Linked DNA regions of Mus musculus: region 1 is linked to region 2. Evidence: chromatin loops called from intact Hi-C (ENCODE). Cell type or tissue: heart. All regions are shown on one strand.

What was found. Hi-C counts contacts between places; a loop is a spot of excess contacts. Peaks named below come from ENCODE experiments on the same cell type or tissue, not always from the same donor. Only the 100,000 strongest peaks of a DNase experiment are listed, where the experiment ranks them.
Region 1: a loop joins it to region 2, with 3 times the contacts of the local background. A loop is called at or near these places in 2 of 42 quality-filtered maps.

What each region holds. Positions count from the first base shown.
Region 1 is chr6:117,547,868-117,555,867 of GRCm38, forward strand. No RefSeq gene overlaps it. Among named protein-coding and RNA genes, the nearest start is that of Gm9946, 7.8 kb to the right of the region's middle. In heart, a CTCF peak has its summit at 4,651; a DNase peak (open chromatin) is centred at 4,684; H3K27ac peaks cover 1,122 bases.
Region 2 is chr6:117,485,785-117,493,784 of GRCm38, forward strand. No RefSeq gene overlaps it. Among named protein-coding and RNA genes, the nearest start is that of 6820426E19Rik, 5.4 kb to the right of the region's middle. In heart, no CTCF peak of the experiment used is centred here; DNase peaks (open chromatin) are centred at 4,177 and 4,467; H3K27me3 peaks cover 656 bases.

The sequences.
Region 1 (8,000 bases), 62 kb after region 2:
GATACTTTAGAAATATAGCTTAAACTACAGAAGTTTGTTTCTCACAGTTCTGAGCCTGGAGATCCAAGGTCAAGGTCCCAGCCAGGTCGGTTCCTGGTGAGTCCTTTCTCCTTGCCTTCGTTCACCACCTCCTCCCTACATGTTCACGTGATAGAGAAAGTGAGGGTGCCTGCTCTCACAGGCATGAATCAATGGAAGCCAAACACCTGTGACCCTTAAATCACATCACACCCCCAAGGCCTCATCTCCAAATACATTACATTGGGTGTTAAGGGTTTAACCGACTGTCTAGGGCCAAAACTCAGAGGTGAGGTCAGCAGGAGACCTCAAGTCTTAAGGGCGCTGCCTGCATGGATGAAAACAGCAGCTTTTTAAGAGCTCCAGGACTAAGGGAGCCCTGCTGTAGAGCCAGACCTTGACTGCTTTGTGGGCTCTTCTTTCTTCAACCCTTCCAACCTTCTAACACAAGACAGGAGAGAGAAAAGGAAAGGAGGCAGTATTATCCTTAGACTGCTTCCTGCTGATTAGGGGTTCAAGTTCCTTGGGGCAAGTTTGATCTTTGTCATCAGGATATCTAATTTCTTCTCCTTTGCACTTGACTACTCACAAACCATGACCCACAACAACCAATGACAATCCACAACAACCTTCCTCCCCACCTCTTGGGGCCCTAGCATTTATATACTCTCTAAGTCCCCAGAATTTCAAACATCACACAATCGCAGAAACTATCTGCAGCTGGCAAAATTACTCCCCTGCTAGAACATTAGATAAATCAGTCCGCTGCTGTAGACAATCTGAAGCAGCCCCATATTGCACACCTGGGATTAGAACAAAAATATATTTTTATAATACTTCTGTGTTTTTTCAAAGAAACCAAAACTCCAAAATTGTTGTTATACTTCTGTAGCTTTTACCTTCTCCCATTTAAGGACACAGTATCCAAGGGGCATTTGAGAAGCAGAATGCTCAGCAGTACTCCCCAGGGACCAGTGTCAGGGCCTTGATCATGGGCTCCCAGCCTCTATGTGAGAACAATAATCCGATTCTTTATAAATGAACCAGCCCATGGCATTTTACAGCAGGGCAAGTGCTCTAACCCTGCCTCCATTCCCAAATCTCTGAAGTGCATCTCTTTACACCAGGGTCTCCTGCTCTACTCCTGGGCTTGCCCCATAGAGTGTGGATGGATTTGTGATGTGCATATAATTGCCTGAGAACATGGTAGATCTGGACCCTCAGCTGGCCAGGTCTATCTGTTCTGCTCCTTCGAAATACTCTCCCACAAAGTCATATGAGAGGAGAGACAAGGGTGGCTCAGAGTGGGACAAAGATCTAGCTTCGTGAGTGTGAACAAGAACCAAACAGGCGTCTACTTCCTAATCTAGTTGTTAGGGCCACTGTTGGACCCTTAGGACTGATTTGCTTTCTAGGAAAGACATCAAGTAGGTGGGTTGTCCATGGTCTAAAGATCCAGAATTGGAGAAGATACAAAGTCAACTTGACACCAGAGAAGCTAAAGCACAGAGAATCTCAGTGCTCTGACTGCAATGAACAGTGGGGTCTCAGCCCCCACAGGGCAGCACCATGCATGTGTGACATCAAAACTGACTCCTCCTGGCAGTGACCTCGCCCCATGTGTCAGTCATCTTTCCGTTACTGGAACAAACTACCTAGGACTGTCAGCCTATGGGAGGAAAGGTGTATTTTCTTCAGATGTTTCAGTGCCTCGTCACATGGCTCTGCTGCTTTAGGCCTGTGACATCAGACTGACAGGAGCAAGTGACAGAAGAGATCTGCATGTGGCACCTAAGAAGCCAAGGGATGGAGGGGGAGAGGTCTGCCAATGTCTCCTTCAAGGGCACACCTCAGTGACGTAAATTCTCGCCACTAGGCTCTACCCCCTCCCGTTTCTACTCCTTCTGCGCAGTGTCTCGGTCTGTGGTGCACACCTTAAATACATGGACCTTTGTAGGACCCACAATTCAAAGTATAACAATGTGTCTACCTAGTGCTGTTTTTAAATGATGTTTACATTTTCTGCATTTTTATCTTATATGTATGAGTGTTTTGCCTACATTATTAAATGTTCCACAGTTGTCTACACAGCTTTAAGTTCCTGGTGAGTAGTGTGCACTCACTGCCCAAGAGATAACTCAGATCCAATAATAGAAACACACACACGCACACACACGCACACACGGTCTCCCTCAGTCCTCCAGATTCTCACTGCATCCTAGACCTACTCACTGCTCCTATCTTTGCAATTCTCAGTGTTCCGCCCCATGTTCAGTCATTGGCTACTGGCAACTTTATTGATAGATGGAGAAACCAATTGAAGGCAAGGACCTTTAGATTTCCAAATAAATCAAAACATCAGAACCACCCTCTACAGTACCCATAGAGGCCAGAAGAAAGTGATGGATCCCCTAGAACTGGAGTTACAGGTGGTTGTGAGCTACCATGTGGGTGCTGAGAATCAAACCCAGGTACTCCAGAAGAGCAACCAATCCTCTTAACCACCGAATCATCTCTCCAGCCCCTTTAATAGAGTAGCAAATAATATCAAATATCTTTCCATAGAAACCCCGGGAAACACGGATGCATAATCCTGCAACCTAGAAAATCCGTTTCACACTGGGTTTCCACTATCTACATCTAGTACGGGGTTTAGCCTAGCTTCTCACTGAGAAACAAGCAGAGACTACACAGCTCTGCAAGTCTCCCCAGCCTAAGCCCTAGAAGTGCTAACACGATTCCATTGCCACCCCCAAAACAAGTGCCGTGGGGCCTCCAAATCTGGAGCTGAGAGCACACATCCGCAAGGCTGATGCTCTGGGCGTGGACCATGGATCCTGCACACCTGTCCAGGTGTCAGGTCCCAAGAGGCCGGCCTCAGCACAGAAGACGGGAGCCGACAGACTGGAGCCGGAAAATGCCCTCATCACCTCAGCAAGATTCAGTCCCTAGAAAGACTCCCAGGCTGAAGGTTGAAAGTTTCCCACCTAGGATCGTGTCGTGATTCAGAGGAAGCGGTTTTTGTGTTTCTGAAAGAGGACTGAACAGATCAGGCCCTTCCCTGAGTTCTGTGGGAGGGACTTATCTATTTGCCACTCACGGTACCAGAAACGCCTCATCCATGGGCCAGGACATGTTTCCCAATGGCCCAGGGCATGTCTCACAACGGCCCAGGGAGGGTCTAGCAATGAATGGCCCAGGGCTGGTCTAGCAGTGGCACAGGGCTTACTACCCTGGACTGGAGGGAGCCGGATCAACTTCTGCTGGCGCTGCTCCAGGGAGCCCGCCCTGGCCCTTCCTGACCATCAGTCACTTTGCTTCAGCCACACCATGTTCTTGCATGCTGCCTCTACTGGACACGGGTCTCCCATACATACTTTTCTCATGGAATGTATGTGTGGACTTGAACTTTAGACTCTTCCACACATACATTCCATACTCTTGGAAGCAGCGCCTTTTCCCCTTTACTCAGTTTACCATGTTGAAGTTTATGTCCACTCCTGACTCTGTCATTTCACATATAGCTTCATATTTTAAGTGGCCCTGCAGCCACTGTAGGACCTTTTGCCCCCATGCTTCCTGGTTGAAGTCAATCGATGACAGATAAATATGCCAGTGGTTCCAGTCAACCTTTTGATTAACATATGATAGACTGTAAGTTCAACAACAGAGCTCCATGGACATCCACTAGACACAATCTTAACTGAGAAAGCCCGCACTTGGCCTTCTTACATCAATTGTCTTCTGGATAGCTGTAGGTAAACCAAAAATCCAGTAAGCAGGTCAGAGCCTTCAGTGTTTCAGAGCACTCAACCCACCAGCTTCGACCTTCATTTGAGTGTTTTTATCCACCGTGTTGGAGTCCCTGCTTTCTCATCCTTAGGCTTCCAACTCACTGCCCAGGCTAGCCCTCATTGGTGAGCTGCCCAGGCTAGCCCTCACTGATGAGCTGAAGTGTGGCACCAGCACTCGGCTCAGCCTGTGAGCCCAGATCCCTAGAGCCTTGGCCTGTCACCAGAAGGTACAGCTTCCAGAAGCAGCCATCTTTGTTATTATTATTGGGTTTTTTCTTTTCAGCTTGCTATAAGGTGCACACCATGTCTTACAGATTTCATCTGGAAATTTTTTGAAAAAAAATCTGTCTCTCTCTCTCTCTCTCTCTCTCTCTCTCTCTCTTGTGTGTGTGGGGGGGTGAGAGGGTGTAAGGGTGTGTTTGGGGGTTGGGGGCATGATGTGAGTGTGTGTGTGTGTGAGTGTGTGTGTGTGGTATGGGTGGTGTGTATGTGAGTGTGTGCATGCATGCTCGCCTATAGGCACATACCTATAGGCACACACAGGGGCCAGGCCAGGGCATTGGATGTCCCACTCTATTACTTTCTGCCTTATTCTTTCAGGCAGCATCTCTCTGTGAACCCAGAGCTCATATTAATTAGATATTCTGGCCACCAGCAATCCCATGCTGTGTATGTGTGGTTAAATGTGTGAAGCCAGAGAAAGGCTTGAATTCCCTCACAAACCCGGGCTCCTCCCATCCTTCTTTTCATGGCTAATTTAGTTAAGTGTTTAAACAATGTAAACCTGGCAGCTCCCGTCTATTGAAGCTGAGATGGAGCACAGCTGCCGCCCAGCCCCAGCCCTGCAGTGCAGCCTGGGCTGCAGCACCCATCAGCTTTCCTGAAATAGCAAGGCTTGCTTCCTTCCAGGCTTCCCCTGGAATAACCCGGGGAGGAGGCTGCGTTTCCTCTGCCCAGGCCACTCTATTCATTACCACTCAGGGAGTCCATATTTGGAGAAAAAAGTTTCACTGCTGTGTGGAATGAAATCATATGGTTGCAAATAGCCAATATGAATTTAAATCAAACAGAGCTAACAATGAGATTGTGTGCATATGTCAATCCAGACAAGCCTCTCCAGGGGAGAGGCAGGGCAGAGGTGAAGGTCACTCTCAATAGCAGGTGACAAGTGGGGCTCGAACAACTGCAGGTACCTTTGGTCCTCAGTCTTCCTGGTCAGACTCAACTAAGTAGATGAGGACAGGCCAGCTCCCTTAAGACACAGTCCCAGTAATTGTCAAGATGCTACATGGGCAGCTTACAAAGCAGTCTATCTTTACATTTTCCACGTATCAAAAAGGGGCTGGGGACCACATCGTGCAGGTCACATTTTGAGTGCACCTCACTCCTGAAATCATATTCTAAGCTTGCTGCTAAGCCAAGTCGATTTTTATTTCATAGGTGTGCACCCCATACGTTGCATTAAAAAAAAAAGCACTCTAGAAAAAGCTAAATCTAATTGACAACACACTGCATGTTGGGTGTTTACGTTCCCTTGAGCTAGCTCCTTTGTGGCTGTGAGACATCACTTTGCAAAGGTCTCACTGCTGAGTACCAGCACCTGCCTAGATGACAAGGGTGTGTTTGCAAGACTGTTTAGGACTTACAATGAAGATCCCTTCGTCTAAACAGGGGCCTTTGAGAGTGGCACACACACACACACACACACACACACACACACACACACACACACCATGGCAGCAGCATTCAGAAACACATCCACATGCCTGGAACCCAAGAGGGAGTGAGAATCTATGGAAACCAATGCTCTGCTCAAACTGGAGACGCTACTTATTGGCGACACTAACTCCATTTGATTGCATCAGTGCTGGGGAACCCCATGGCTACGGAAGAACGGGTGTATAGGGGTTGAGTTGCACTCGTGACTAGTCCCCGGCTTCTCTGCTTCTCTTTTGAGTGCATGCTGACAGCCTCATATCGTGTGACATGCTCATCACAGACTCCATTAATATCCTATGACAATAGCCCTCACCCAAGGACCTTGCAAAAGCACTGGCTGGTCTTTGTGAGCCAAAGCTGGGCACTGGTGGGAGTGTAGTTACTCGGGGGAATTCATGTCCTGAGGACATGGCTCCGTGAGGATGTGGCTCCGTGAGGATGTGGCTCCATGAGGATGTAGAGAAGCTGTGTATTCCCCATCCGGGCTATACAAGTGGCTGATGCTGTTTGAACCTACTATTTCTGTCCACCTGATCTGTCACCCTCACTATAGTATCAGTCCTTTCTCATGTTTTCTAAACTCTGATTAACTACACTCAATTCTTTATACTCACCAGTGAAGAATGCAAAGTTACAGTGCCATTGGTGATCCTTTTGTTAGCTAAATAAATTAACATGGTTACTATATTGACTAAGTCAACCATGAGTCCCATTCTGTCCCCTGTTCAGGGCCCGGCTGTTGCTCTCCTAGTATTTGAATTCACCCACTGTATCTTTTCCTATTGCCTTATCTTAGTATTTTTGGATTGACTAGGCACACTAATGCAATTATTAGATTTTTTTAACCTAATATAAATTCTCTGATTCAAGATGAAAATTCATCATAATCATTTTCGTAACAGGATTCATATACTTGGTTTTATTTCTGCTATTTTATTTTCCTTTCTAATAGACCTTTTCATATGCCAGGTTTTTTTTTCATTCTGACTTTTCCTTTGTGATTTTGAAAATTATATCTACTTTTTTTATTCTTTTATTAATGATGCTTAATGGATATGCATTCAAATCCATTTCATCTAATTCTTATTATCAAAATAAAGTGATGTCAATTGACCGTTTTCTCTAAATTATAAAGAATATTCTGTGCTGCCTTGTTCTCTGGCCACTTAATCCTCAGTTTTTGCTGGTGGTGGTATTTGAAGTACAGTTATTATTATTAATTTAATGATTTTAAAGCATGAGATCAGTTTCAAAAATTTAGGCATTTTATTATGTTTTAATATAATATTGAGAATTAATTTTGTTTCATGACTTTTTGTTTCGTTTTGGGGGAAGGAGTTGTTTGTTTTTCATTAGACCATGAATCCGCCACTCTTGAGTTTGGTGTTTTGATGCCTCACTCAATTGGCTTATCTAACTCAAGTAAGGCTAGTTTTTCCAGGCACTCATGTAGGGTATATAGTTTTGAGAGTACGTATACAAACGTCTACTGCCTGCTGCAATGTAGCCAAAAGACACCCGTGCAGGTGCTGGAGTAAGACTCATTTTCATTTTCAACAGCAGCTTTTGTAGAGTAACATACCCCCAGATTTGCCTGGACACCTCCCCTTTAACCTGGCCTGAGTACCTTCCCTTTAACTGGCCTAAACATCTCTCCTTTAGCCTGGTGGCCTCATATGACCTACAGTTCTTTGCTTCATCTTGATTCTGCAGAGACTGATTGGTTAATGTCAGCTTTCTGTTTCAAAGGCAAAGTTGGAGTCAAATGTCATCTGCTTTGCTCCTCATTGAATTTGGGGTTTTTTGTTTGTTTGCTTGCTTGCTTGCTTGGTTTGGTTTGTGTATTAGTCAGGGTTTCTATTCCTGCACAAACATCATGACCAAGAAGCAAGTTGGGGAGGAAAGGGTTTATTCAGCTTACAATTCCATACTGCTGTTCAACACCAAAGAAAGTCAGGACTGGAATTCAAACAGGTTAGGAAGCAGGAGCTGATGCAGAGGCCATGGAGGGATGTTCTTTACTGGCTTGCTTCCCCTGGCTTGCTCAGCCTGCTCTCTTATAGAACCAAGAGTACCAGCCCAGAGATGGCACCACCCACAAGGGGACCTCCCCCCTTGGTCACAAATTCAGAAAATGCCTTACAGCTGGATCTCATGGAGGCATTTCCCCAACTGAAGCTCCTTTCTCTGTAATAACTCCAGCCTGTGTCAAGTTGACACAAAACTAGCCAGTACAGTTTGGTTTGGTTTTTTGTTTGGGGTTTTTTGGAGAGTTTGTTGTTGTTTTGTTTTGGTCTTGAAATCAAAGCAACTTAGTATATAAGCCCAGGTGTTTAAAAACAAAAAACAAAAAAAAAACCCTCTAATTCTGTTATTTAGAAAAGTTAAGTCTTTCTTTAGCTCAAGAAAGTTCATTCTAAATGGCTATTTCATAACTGTCCTGTTGGCTCTCTTCTTGAAATACATACT
Region 2 (8,000 bases):
AGGCTGAAGCAGGTGAGAGACAGCTGCTTCCCCACAGCACATTTGCAAACCACTGCGGACTCTTGGGTTTGAGTGTAAGCCCTTCCATGTCAACAGTCTCAATGGTTTATTTTGAATATTATTTAAATGTAATTTTTCCTTTTTTTTGTTTTTCTTTGTATATGTTACTTGAGCAAAATAATGGACTTCACTGAGATGTTTTCAAACATTTCTATCATGTCCTTTGATCATATCGCCCTCTCTCATCTCCCTCCCCTGACCTCTTCACTCTCTCCAAATACTCTCCCTTTAACTGGATCTGTTTGCTTCTTTAATCCAGATTTTACATATAAGCAAAAACATGTGTTATTTGTTTTCCTGAGTCTGGCTCATTCAGCTTAACATTATGATTTGTCCCATGAATTCCCCTACAAATATGGCTGAATAGGAACTTAACTGTGGATATATTTGCTCCCAAAATTTATATTTTTTGCATGAAAAAAAAATCTTGATTATTTTATCTGCACAGAAGTTCAGGTGGAAAAATATCTCTTTCTTCATTTGAAATGTATATGTACTCTAGTCATATTTTTAATTTGAAATTAAAATATAATTACACCATTTTCCCATTCCCTTCTTAAGTATTCCTAAATATATACACACAATCTGTCTAGCCCGTATCATACTCGTATACTTTTTTAATTTAGAATTTTTGAGAATTTCATCCATCATTTACATTCTTCATTTCCATCTTCACTGCTTCCCCTCCAACTTCTTCAGTGCCCTTCCTCTTAAATCATGACATCTATAATTGTTCCTATTACACACAACGTACACACACACATATACACACTTATTAAGCCCAGTTAGTTCTTCTCTTATGTACAGGATTTTAGGATGGCCACTTGATTGGGTGACCTATCAGGAAGCTTTTCCTTGGAGAAGACCGGTTCTCCTTTTAACCAGTCATTGGTTGCCTATAGCTCTTGATCTAGGAATTGGGTCTTGTGAGCTCTCTCGTATCTATATTGGCACACCAAGTGGTGTTGACATTATGCACGTCTGGTTTAGACATGCACATCATTGAGATTTCATGTGTGGAGCATCTCAGTCAGGTCTACAAGTCACTGTCTAACAGCAGACACCCTAGTCTTCTCACTCTTAGTTTCCACCTCTTTTATTAAGCCTCAGTTATGAGAGTTGCATCACAGATGTACCACCTGGGGTTGGGCATCCCCCAATCAGTTATTCTTTTATGGATTTCCATGGTAGCCTCTCTGTCAGCTGCCAAAGGACGCCTCGTTGAGGAGGGGTGAGGGCTACACTTACCCATGGGTATAGTGATAAGTACTTGGAATACAGTTAGACACTATACTAGGTTAGGAAAATGGCAGTAGTAGGTTCTCTTCTCACATCTGTGACCTCTCCAGCCATGGGTGGTTGGCTAGGTTTATCGTGTTAGCCATGAATTGCTCCCTGTTGAGTGGAGCTTAAGTCCAATCAAATAGCTGTTGATTACCCCAAGATTAGAGTGTCACTGTTGCACCTTTGTGACTTTCTCATGGGCCTGGTCACTGTTGTTGCTCATAGGCTTTTGCTGGGTAGAACTGTAAAGATGCTTTGATTGCTTGTTGACTTGTGTAGCATCTTTGGATTCCATGAGAGCTAGTCCTCAGAGAGGAGACTTCTAGGTCGGTTCCAGCTTCATTCCTCCAGATCCTGTGTGCAAAGCGTGTGGCATCTTCAGCAATAAGGTCTCACCTTTCATTTCTGGGAAGCCACCAGGGCCATTGGCAATAGCCTGGTTTATCTGCGGAGTCTCTAGAACCCTCCCTAAACAACTGTTCAAGGAGGGGTGTGTGTGTGTGTGTGTGCGCACGCGCGTGTGTCTCGCTATGGGTTTTCAAACATCCTTAGTGTTATCCCCCCCCCACTCTCCTCTCCCTCCCTATTACCCCAACCTGTCCCCTCCTTCCTCCACAGCACCTGTGTCCTGTCCTTCTCTATAGAGTGCCTTCTCCCACCTTCCAGGACAGCTCCTTTCTACTTCCCTGGACCATGTATGTTTTTTCAAGTTATCTTCTTTGGAGCTAGGATCAAATAAACAAACAAACAAAAAACAAAAACAACAAACAACAAAGAAACAAACAAAAAACTAGAGAGCATGCGGCATTGTTTGTTCTTTTGGCACTGGGTTACCTTCTCTGATACAATATTTTCCAGTGACACCCATTTACCTGCAAATTTCATGATTCTCATTGTTTTACAGCCTAATAGAATTCCACCATATATACGTAACACATTTTTACTATCCATCCCTCAACTGAAGAACATCTAGTTAACTCCCTCTGTCTCATGCACTTCCTTCAGTAGAGGTCTTGCTACTTGGCTGCTGGCTACTTGGTGTGGATTTCTTTAGTGGATGCCTCTGCTTTTTTCTCTGGCCTTTGGGATGTTGGGGGTGACTTCAGAGTAGTTTTGATTTGCTGGGCTAGATTTCATCGCACTTCTTCCTGTTCTTTGATGCTTCCCTCACAGAAGGCCACTCAATGGGAACATGTACCCCAAGAGTTTTAAGGATGCCTAGCACGGCTTCCTGTGTGCATTAGCACCCGGTTGGCCTTGTTGTGCTGCAATATGCCTTCCATCCAGATGGCTTGATTTTGCAATGGTCTCTTCCTTTCCAGGGGATGAGTCTTTGGGTCTGTTGGAGACATAGTTTTACTTGACCTCTTCTCTCTCTTAATGCATTCTTTTGTTTGTATCCGTTTAAAGTGTACCATTTATTTAAATACATGCATGATGTTGTGCTGGCAACATAACCAATTTTGCTCCTGGCCTAGTCTCTGGACTCTACTGTTCCACCCTAGTCTCAATAAATTTGACTATTCTAGCTGCAGCAGAGCAATGGGCTGACAGACCTTCTGGGACTGATTTATTCCCAACAGCATAATGCCTTGTTGAACTGTGTATCAGGATTCCTTTGTTTTTAAGAACAAGCATTTATGAACCACCTTTTGGCTTAACTCTTCACGGGTTATAGACTCTTGGGTTGGTCTTACTCTATGGCTGTTGTTAGCAATGCTACTATGAATATGGGTATCAAGTTCTCCTAACATGTTCACTTCTAACTACTTGGGACAAATCCAGTGGAAGTGCTAGATAGTGTGGTGACTCTGTGCTTCATTTTTGTGGAACTGCCATACTGTCCACCTATGATGGTTGCTTCATTTCCATCAGCAAGACATAAGGACTCTGGCTTCATCATATCCTCCTGGTCACATGTCATTTTTGTTCTGTTCTGTCCCCAACCCCCATAGTAACCACCATAATGGGAAGGTATTTGGTCTTCATGACTGGAGTTTTCTTTGGAGCCCCCACTGCCACCCCTCCTTGTCTACAGGCTGCCTTTTGTCCTAAGAAACCTATTTCTGCATCCTGTTATACACCTACCCGCATGCAGAGGATCTGGGATTCCCCATAGATGTTCCGTCAGGACTGCTGAATGACATGTGTCATCTCACTGAAATCTGGCTGGCTGAGTCCAGTGGTTTTCCTTGGGACCTGCTTGCCCTACCATGAGGGGCTCCTTGGCCAAGGTCCCAGCCCCTCCTGGGCCCAGCATGTTTTTGATGGCTCTTTGCACAGACAGCTTGGCCAGGAAAAAGCAATCCAAGTGCATGTACTTCGCTGCTGGGGATATAACATCATGACGGCAGGAGAAATGTTAAAAACCATAAATGAATGAATTGGAAAACAAATGAGTTGGAGAGCACTGGCTAGAGAATCATCCAAAATGATACTTCAAAGTGTATGGTGTAGTGTGTGTGTGTGTGTGTGTGTGTGTGTGTGTGTGTGTGTGTGTGTGTATTCCATATGGCCTGAAGAGTCGAATGCAGAAGTCAATCAATAAGAACAACCTAGGTAAGAAAATGAACATGCATCAACTCCAGCATGAGCATGGGCTTTATAAGACTTTGGCAAAAAAAAAAAAAAATTCTCAGAAGGTTCTCTCTCTGAAGACCCTGGCAATTGTCTAGGAAAGATCCTGATAACCCCTTGAGAAGTTAGGGGGTCCTTCGGGGAAGGTGGAGCATTGCAAGGCTGCCTGGCCCAAAGCTGGAGACCTTTTGGCAAGGCAAACTCCTGTTCCACTAAGGACTGGGACAAAGATCAGGCCCAGAGGAAGGAATCTGAGGTTTGGGTGGGGCTGGGGAACGTATCCTGGGGAACTGATTTGAGTTTAGTAAAAACTAAAAACCAAAACATTAACTCTAAGCAAAAATAAAAATACATAATAAAGCCAGGTCTTGTTTGCAGCAAATGTGACCAGGGTTGGCTGCCATTATCTCCACTACTCTTGCTGAAAAGTGCCAGGGCTCCAAAAGGAAACTGGTCAAGGACATTGTACCACTCAGTACTGGACCAGATGAGGCAGGAAATGGGAGATGGGAGGCCAGAGCATCTCTGGCCCATTACCAGCAGAGACCAAGCAGGTTTCTCTGCACAAATGTCCTCAGAGACTCTGCCCCTGGCCTTTCTCTCACTCTGTGCTCAGGCCCACTTCCTCAGCACCCAGGAAGCTCTGAGTAATCCATAAGGCCGCTGTCCAGGACTGAAGGGTGAGAACTATACTGAATTTAGAACAGAACGTGGTAGAGTGAAGGCAGAAGGGGTCAACTCTGTGTACCAAAAATCACCCAAACCTACTATGTCCAGTAAGCCCAGGGTGCAGGCAGACAGAATTCACATGCAGCTCTGCAGGGACTTCTGGGCTGAAGTGATTCTTTGGAGTTGACTGGCATTGTGCCAGAGCTTTTATACCACATTTCAACCTGTCACTGGGTCAAGGTCACTTTGGGACAGATGCAGTATCTTAAAGGAGGGAGCAGGTCAGACAAGAACAACCAGTTTATGAAGAATCCAAGCACAGTAGTTCTTCCGTGGCCCTGAAGACCACATCCAAAATCTACACACTCTTGGCTGATAAACATGCTTTCCTCACACAACACAAGAGACTTTATAAGTGGTTATCCTGGGCTGCATCAGTGAGGCTGGCAGTGGCCCCCTGAGTGAAAGAGGATGCTGGGGAAGGGCAGAAAGAGATCTGAAGGTCAGACACCTGATGGCCCCCAGAAGTAGAAGAAGGGTCATGCATCAAGGATGCAGGGATTCTCAGGAGCTGGAGAGGATGAGAACATGTCCCCTTGAAACTTCCTAAGGAAGCAACCCCCCTTCCAATGCTCTGACTTCAGCCCATTGAGGCCTGTTTTGGTCCTCTGACCTACCAAACTGAAAGCTAATTGCGTTAAACCACTACATCTGGCTTTCTTAAATTTGTTAAAGCAAACAGAAAAATGCACATTTAATTATTTGCTAGTTTATCCCTTCATTGGACTAGAAAGGACACAGGACAAGCATCCTTCTCCCTACATGTGCTCGCATGTGGGTTTCCACCAGCCCCCAGCACTGGAGAAATCCGTAAGTAGTCCAACATGCATGATTAGCATCAGCTGCTCCGAAGCCTGAAGCCTGCAGTGGGGCTGCTGTTGGGACACGTGGCTGGCGCACAGAGATTGCTTTGTGGGATCCACTGGGTTTGGTGGCAGCTTCACTAATGCCCAGAGTCCCCTTTGGTTGCTAGCTTGACCCCTGACTCACCAGACTCCCTTCTCCAACAGGATGGTCAAACCCCTTGACAGGAGCAGCTTCCGCAAGCTGGAAACAGACAATTCTGTTTCAGGCAAATTGGATCCATTCTATTATTAAAGAGAAAGGGATGCAGGCTCTACCCCAGCAGGAGGCTGTATGATGGGTGGCTACATTCTATTGTTCTGGAGAAAAAGAGACAGGCTCCATCTCATGAGTCTGGATGGCAATTGTCCACTGTGCACTGCAGGTGACTTCTGATATTCCTCTGTTCAGTGACAGATCAAAGGGAATGCTTCATTGCTTATAAATTTTAGACTGGAGGGACAAAGTGAGCTGGATATATACTTTTACAAATGGAGGTGAGAAAGTGGGAATACATGGGGCCTCATCATGAGCTGGCCATTTCACCCAGTGTGCGAGTGCCATTGCTGGGAACCAAAGCCAGTCTCTAACACAAATGGGATGCAGCCTGGTGCCAGCTCCCCATTCTCTGCAAAATGTTTTGTGCTCCTGCAGACTATCACAGAGGCACTTGGGGGCTAAAACCAGGAGAGACTAAAGGCCTAAGAGGAGCTATTTCTTCATTCAGAGCCTGGGCATGTTTTCCTGAGACTGTGATAGGAACTTAGTTGTCATCTCTATTCTTCTCCTGTTGCCTGGAAAGCAGAAAGTGCCTCATTCATCAACCCAAATGCATTCCTTTGGTGATGTCTTTAATGACTGAGCTGAATTTTCCCACAGTTTAGTTTGATGAAGGCACAGAGTGTTACACAGCTTGCTCATGCTGCAGTCAGGTCTAGTGGTGAAATCAAGGTGGAAAACCTCTCCACAGCCCTTCTGTTACCACACCTGTCTCTGGGAGCTGAAGGCTAGTTAGGCACACAGCTCATAAGAATGTGTATGAAAATGCTGACAGTAGTGTAAAAGTTGCCTGTGAGGTCAACTTGGTGTCCAGGCCCTTCTCCCAGAACTTGGCATCAATCCAGAGAAAGGCTATTGGTCCAGGACAAATGTGGAACTCAGCTACATCCATGGAGCTTAGAACATCTTGGCAGACACCATAATGCTCAAGGCTTTGAGTCTTCATCTGACTTTCTTCTTACAAGGCCACATGGGATCCGCTGGCCATTGGTCTAGCAGGTATCCCAGGCCCAGGAGGCAAAGTAACTTTGAGACTTAAGAGCACCCACCAACCAAAGTATCTAGGGATTAATTCTGATATCTTCTGCTGCCTTTGATTCTGTCAACTTTGGACCATTGTGTACTGTCTCCCCATTAACCATCCAGACAGGCAATCATCACTATAGTTAATTCTTGGTTCATCCAGTGTTCATGAAAAAGGTGCTTCAGTTTCCACTAACCCTGAAGTCCTCCTCTAGGGGATTTCACCACAGCCTCTGGTGATAAATCAGAAACTACAGGTATGAGAAATAGTAATTATCCCTTTGAGTTTCAAATGCAAACCAGATAGTCTAGATCCACCAACACGTTCCTCCATCCTTCCCTTGTTCCTACGGTTCTTAGGCCAGGAACCACTAACGGGACACTCCTTTTTATAAGGCTTGTGGCAATGACCTCACTGGCCAAAATAGTCCCACTATCACTGACCTAACCACATAGGATGGATATTGTATTCAGAGGAATAGGTGGAAGTTTCAGGACAGGCATCCCAACCCCAACACTCTGAGTTCTGTTTTTTATCTACAAAGTGTATCATCATGGCTTTGACTGATCCTATCAGTGATGCCATGAAGAGCAATGAGATCAGAGAAATGGACCCTTCCTTAAAAAAAAAGACAGCATGGCTCTTACTATGGTAACTACATTTTTATCAACACAACCAACACAACAGAAGTTTCAAAGGGAGGAGTACCACACAGGAAAGAATAATTTTACTATATTCATATTCAATGAGCAGAGACCCTAGGACTGAATCATTTCTCATAATGGCTTCCTGAGATTCTAAAGCATGCAGAGACTCTACAGAGAGAGAGATGGTCATCGGTAAGGATACTTTACACTGTATTTGGCTTATCTGGTGACTCAGGAGGAGTGATTTATGCTATTGATTAGGTAGCCAGTTTCTTTGCAGGTAAAATGGGCCACCTTCACCCTCAGTCTTCCCTTTAAACATAAAGAATGCTGCTGGAGGTGTGGCTTGGTAGTAGAGCAATTGCCCAGCATGTGTAAGGCCCTGAGTTCCGTCCCCAGTGCTGTAACTAATAAAAGTAGGAATTGTAATTCTGGCTATAACACAAAAGTCAAACAAAAATAAATGCTGCATTACCACATGACCCAGAAATCCCACCTCTGGATGTGTACCCAACATAATTGAAAGCAGGGACTTAAGTAGATATTTACAGACTTGG